Linked DNA regions of Homo sapiens: region 1 is linked to region 2. Evidence: read pairs that join two places in POLR2A ChIA-PET (ENCODE). Cell type or tissue: OCI-LY7. All regions are shown on one strand. Each heading gives the region's core, and the rest is flanking DNA. Links, peaks and the distances in the headings are about the cores only. Region 1 overlaps CLEC1A (C-type lectin domain family 1 member A). Region 2 has its middle 8.1 kb from the start of GABARAPL1.

What was found. Peaks named below come from ENCODE experiments on the same cell type or tissue, not always from the same donor. Only the 100,000 strongest peaks of a DNase experiment are listed, where the experiment ranks them.
Region 1: POLR2A ChIA-PET joins it to region 2 with 6 read pairs; 5 of 35 experiments call an interaction of 5 or more read pairs at or near these places.

The regions. Positions count from the first base shown.
Region 1 is chr12:10,089,731-10,092,650 of GRCh38, reverse strand. The region is part of intron 1 of CLEC1A (C-type lectin domain family 1 member A); the gene reads left to right. Among named protein-coding and RNA genes, the nearest start is that of CLEC1A, 7.8 kb to the left of the region's middle. In OCI-LY7, for the core only: no CTCF peak of the experiment used is centred there; no DNase peak of the experiment used is centred there.
Region 2 is chr12:10,203,290-10,206,209 of GRCh38, reverse strand. No RefSeq gene overlaps it. Among named protein-coding and RNA genes, the nearest start is that of GABARAPL1, 8.1 kb to the left of the region's middle. In OCI-LY7, for the core only: no CTCF peak of the experiment used is centred there; a DNase peak (open chromatin) is centred at 1,519; H3K27ac peaks cover 1,511 bases.

The sequences.
Region 1 (2,920 bases), core at 211-2,710, 110 kb after region 2:
TTGGGCAGAAAACAACAACTCCTATGTCCTCAATATTATGCGAGAGAAAGCAGATTTATTTTATTTTATCTTATTTTATTTCATTTCATTTCATTACTACTTTTGAGAGAAGATCTTGCTCTGTCACCCAGGCTGGAGTAGAGTGGCACGATCACGACTCACTGCAGCCTTGACCTCCCTGGCTCAAGCAATCCTCCCACCTCAGCCTTCTGAGTAGCTGCGACTACAGGTGTGTGCCACCATGGCTGATGAATTTTAAAAATTTTTTATAGAGATGGGGGTCTCACTATGTTGCTATCTTTTGTAGAGATGGGATCTCACTATGTTGCTCAGGCTGGTCTCGAACTCCTGGCCCAAAGCAATCCTCCTGCTTCAGTTGGGAGGATTCCAAAGTGATGAGATTACAGGCCTAAGCCACCGTGCCTGGCGGAAAACAGATTTATAAAGAGATAAATAAGTTGGTTGACTGTCATAGTTCTTCTCCTTTACTTCTTATTTTTAATTTCAGCCAGACAAATATTAATTATAAGAGGTCACAGGATTTAAAAAATTATTATGACTTTGAGATGCATATTAATGTAACTGTGTTTGAGTAAGGGTAGGCAGGCATATAACACAGGTATTTGTATATAATGGACCTATTCATTCATTTATTTAAATTTAATTGAGCTTATTTCAACTACTGCCCTAGGAATTGGGTTGCAATAATGGATAAATAAATATTTTCCAAGAAGGAGCTTAATTTTTCCTGGAGTAAGACACATATAAGCTAAATGAAATAACAAAGATATACAATATATTTAATGGTAATAAGAGGTATGTGGAAAAATAAAATCACCATGGTGGTGGGCTCACATAAGCACTTTTAACTATGGAATCTAGAAACATCCATATGATTAACTTTCTTGGACTGTATGGAAGTTTACAAATATAGGGTTTTGGAGAGGATGATTAACCCAAACTATATATTCTGCCTCTAATCTTTTTTTTTTTTTATGTTCTGCTGATCTGAAATACTTTTACAGTCAATACCACGAGAAAACCATCTTTTTCCAGAAAAACTAAGACTAAATCACATAGCTCAGTTAACTGAAGGAAACAGGAGGAAGCAAATCTCCCTTAGATTTGTTCATGATATAATCTCACAAAAGTCAATGTATAGAAACCAACATGGCTGGGAGATGTATTTAGCTGAGTCTGTTTTCTGCTGACATAGATGTTGCTGAAAATCAATAGCCTACAAAAAAAACAAAAACAAAAACCTGTAAACTTAACTTTGGAGAACCCACTTATCTCTTTAAAACTTAAATAGTTTAAGTCATATTAATTTTTTATTATTTCATTTTTTGATTATTTAAGCTGTCAAAGATTTACTCAGCCCTTATGTCCCAGGCACTACTTTCAGTAGTGGAAATGGACTGGTGGACAAGATAGACAAGATCATTGTTGTAATGGAATGTTAAATGGAGAGAAAGGAGACAGACAAAAAGAAACAAAAGTCATGAAAAGATTACCTAGTACAGGGTGAGTGATCTGCTAGAGATGGACTTACGGACCTCTTCCAAGGATGTGCCATTGAAACTGAAATTAATGCAGAGGCAGAAGTAGGGCTGATACAAGGTGCTTAGGGTCAAGCTTGATCAGATCAAGGACTAAACGGGAGACCGTTGTGAGGAGTACATGTGAGTGAGGGGAAAATAGTTCAGAAAGGCATGAAAGAGCTAAGGAAGGTCTCAATAAGACTAATGCAGGATTTAATTTTAAGTGCAATAAAGCTTTTGAAGTTTTTAAGTAGGGAAGTAGCATAATAAAATTGCCATTTTTTTTAAAAAAAGGAGCAATCTGTGAAAAGTGATTTGTATTTTATTCTAAATGTAATGAAAGCTACTTATGAAGGAGATGATTGCTAAGAAATAAGATTCACATTTAAAAATGTATCAGTATGTCTTCTCCGAGACTTTAACTTATTTTGCCTACTAGATTGTAAGTTCCAGAGGATAGTAATTATACTGTCTATTTCTATATTCTTTACTAGTTATCATTCCCCATTTGGAAATAACGTTTCATATAAATCTCTACCTAGAATTGGCCGGGCGCGGTGGCTCATGCCTGTAATCCCAGCACTTTGGGAGGCGGGGTTAGAGGATCACTTGAGCTCAGGAGTTAGAGAACAGCCTGCAGCCTGGGCAACATGGTGAAACCTCATCTCCAACAAAAATATAGGAAAAAAAAATTAGCCAGGCGTGGTGGCACGTGCCTGTAGTTCCGGCTCCTCAGGAGCTGAGGTGGGAGGATTGCTTGAACCTTGGAGGCGGAGGTTGCAGTGAGCTGAGATCTCGCCACTGCACTCCAGCCTGGAAAATCTCTGTACCTAGAATGTATTATGTATAGGACCTTGCTAGAAGGAAAAGAATTTTCCTTTCAAAAAGCCCCTCCGATCTCTTTAATCTTTCTGTTTCAGAACGTGACTTGAATTCTCAGTGAAGTAGAACTAACGGGCTACAAAGAGATCACAGTTTGTTTGAGGGTTTCACTCTCTCTTTGTTTCATTTTTATCACAGTGCTAGATGCTACCTGCACCTGACTGAGACTCTTCCCTTCAGATATGTTAGGTCATTCAGATTCAGATAGGTGACCTCACTAGGTGAGGGGTCTACTCATGACTTACAGTAAAACCTCTGCAATTACTAGTCAAACTTATGGGAATGGAGGGCGAGGAAACCATGTTTGCCACAGTTTTAAAAATTATTTAACTGTTGCAAAAATAGTTTAGATTCATCTTTCTGAAATTGATTATCATGTTTCTTTATAATCTATTTTTGAAAAAATATAAATCAAATGAATGAATAAACAATATCCTTACAATAGCGGGACTTTCAATTAAGCAATTCCACAGAAAAACAGTAAAATTATTACTTCC
Region 2 (2,920 bases), core at 218-2,717:
GGTTCCATTCTCATGACTTAATCACCTACCAAAGGCCTCACCTCCTAATAACATCATCTTATGGGTTAGGATTTCAGTGTACAAATTTGGCGAGGAAACACACGTTCAGACCATAGTGGATGCTATGAGATCAGGGGCTGCTATCGTTTTGGTCTCAAGCAGTCACCAGATAAATGAGATAAAGATAACACTCAGAGAGGCAAGTTATATGATAGGGATAGAGAGACATAGAAATATATACAGAGTTTGGGGGAGTTCTAAGGGCATTCAGGTCCCTAGTTTCAGATAGCCCGTTCCAGTAGTGAGAGATAGTTTATTTTCTTATTTTCTGTATATTATGGTGTTTTTACATTAAAAAAAAAATTCTGGCTGGGGAGAGACTGTCTTTACCAGACCTAACCAGTTCTTAGAGATAGCAAGGGCTCAGCTGAGAACCTGCCTTTCATATGCAAACTCACCAATCTAGAGCCATACCTCCTATATCCAACCTGTATATTCCAGGGGGCAACATTTCTCTGCCTTAATCATAGGAGGACCAGTTACCAGGCAACCAGGGACAACCTTTGTGGTTTAGAGCCCATAGAAATATTTCAAACTAAATTCTTTACCCTTCCCTTTCCTGTTTTTCCTATGGCAACCCCAATGAAAGCTTTGACCTAAACCTTACCCTCGCTCCTGTCTTCTTTCCCCTGACCTCCCTGGTGTCTTTCCAATGTGTGGCCTGTATGACATGCTGTGACTGCTATCTCTGCAACTTGTGAGTAAACTTACTCACAAGTAAACACAATTACTTGTCAGAAAATGTTGTTTTCCTGAGTGTCTCCTCTGTCTCCTTTTGTGTCCTCCCTAACTGACTACCTTATGAAAGAGTGCAAAAACAGCGTATATTGTTTTTATCTCCTCAGGGCTTTGGATAGCTCATGACACAAAGACTCAAAATATGCAATATAGCATCATCAAAGGAGCAAAGGATAGACTTCCGATTTGAGACGGTGGAATGAAAAGGTATTTTTGGCTTTGCTGTCTCCTGAGGTGGCACTAAAACAACTGCGTGATGGGTTGAATTGTGTCGCCCAAAAAGATGTGGAAGTTTTAACTCCCATTATTAGTGAATTTGTCCTCGTTTGGAAACAAGGTCTTTGCAGATGGTTAAATTAAAATTAGGTCATTAGAGTGGATGATAGACAATAGGACTGGTGTTCTTATCAAAGCGGGGAAATTTGGACACAAAAACAGTCCTGAATAAAGGAAAGAGGATGTGAAGACACAGGAAGAATGTCATCCACAACACAAAGAACACCTGAGGATCTCAGAAGCTGGGAGACAGGCATGGAACAGATTCTTCCTCCCAGTCCTCAGAAGAACCTCACGCTGCTGACACTTTAATATCAGCCTTTCAGCCTCTGGAACAGTGAGACAATACATTTCTGTTGTTTGAAACATCTACTTTGTGGTACTATGTTACAGCAGCTCTAGGAAATAGATAGACTGTAAAAGAAAAAAGGAAGTAAAAAACTCACAAAATCAGGCCAGGTGCAGTGGCTCATGTCTGTAATCCTAGCACTCTGAGAGGCCAAGGCTGGCAGATCACCTGAGGTCAGAAGTTCAAGACCAGCCTGGCCAACATAGTGAAACCCCATCTCTACTAAAAATACAAAAATTACCCAGGCATGGTGGCGTGTGCTTGTAGTCCCAGCTACTCAGGAGGCTGAGGCAGGAGAATCGCTTGAACCCAAGAGGCAGAGGTTGCAGTGAGCTGAGATCACGCCACTGCCCTCCAACCTGGGTGACAGAGTGAGACTCCATCTCAAAACAAACAACCAACCTCACTACATGAGAGAAAAGGTGGAAAGAGGAATCAGTTTTAAACTCTAGAAAGAAGGCTAACAAATGAGAAATAACTTACAAAGTAGTCTTAAGGAATGAAATCTGAAGTGGGCAGTAAAGAAAGTCTAAAGTAGCCTATTCATTAGATGATTTAGAAAGGTACAGGCATTTTTACTACCAAGTTATCTCCTTACCCCTATATGGCCATGTAATTTCCTCTCTCCCATCCCCGTATAGTATTGAGATTTATTCTTTATAGAGAATAAACAAAGAGTCTATGAATTGGGAAAGCTAGAGGAAAAGGGCTCTGTAGAAGAAGCATACTGAAAACAGAAATATTAAGTGAGAACTTCCATACTAACTCCTAAATCCCCAACCTTCTTCCTTCTAGTCTGTTCCAGTTACTCAGCCCAGCCGACAACCTGCCCAGTAGAAGACCATGGTTGGATGCATGTAGAATTCTACAAGGTTGTTGCATGCATGTAGAATTTCTTTCTTTCTTTTCTTTCTTTTTTTTTTTTTTTTTTTTTTTTGAGACAGAGTATTATTGCTCTGTCGCCCAGGCTGGAGTGCAGTGGCGTGATCTCGGCTCACTGCAACCTCTGTCTCCCGGGTTCAAGCGATTCTTGTGCTCCAGCCTCCCGAGTAGCTGGGATTACAGGAACTCACCACCACCCCCAGCTAATTTTTGTATTTTTCGTGGAGACAGGGTTTCACCATGTTGGCCAGGCTGGTCTCCAACTCCTGACCTCAAGTGATCTGCCTGCCTCAGCCTCCCAAAGTGCTGGGATTACAGGTGTGAGCTACCGCACCGGGCTGTGCATGCAGAATTTCAAATGAGCTTTTGTAGCACTCACTTTTAAATATAAGAAGACAGCAAGTAGTCAAAAATCACTAGGGATTTGAAGAAAAGATCCAATATGACTCAGTAAGAGAAAAACAATTTGAAGAAAATAAAAGATTACTCAGGGAGATAGAAACACCAAAAAATTGTCATTAACATCCTCAGAAAAAGAAAAGGAAAGATTGCTTCTATGAAACAAAAACAGCTGCAGCCAAAGAACATTTAGAGAAAAAAAACCTTAAAAATTGA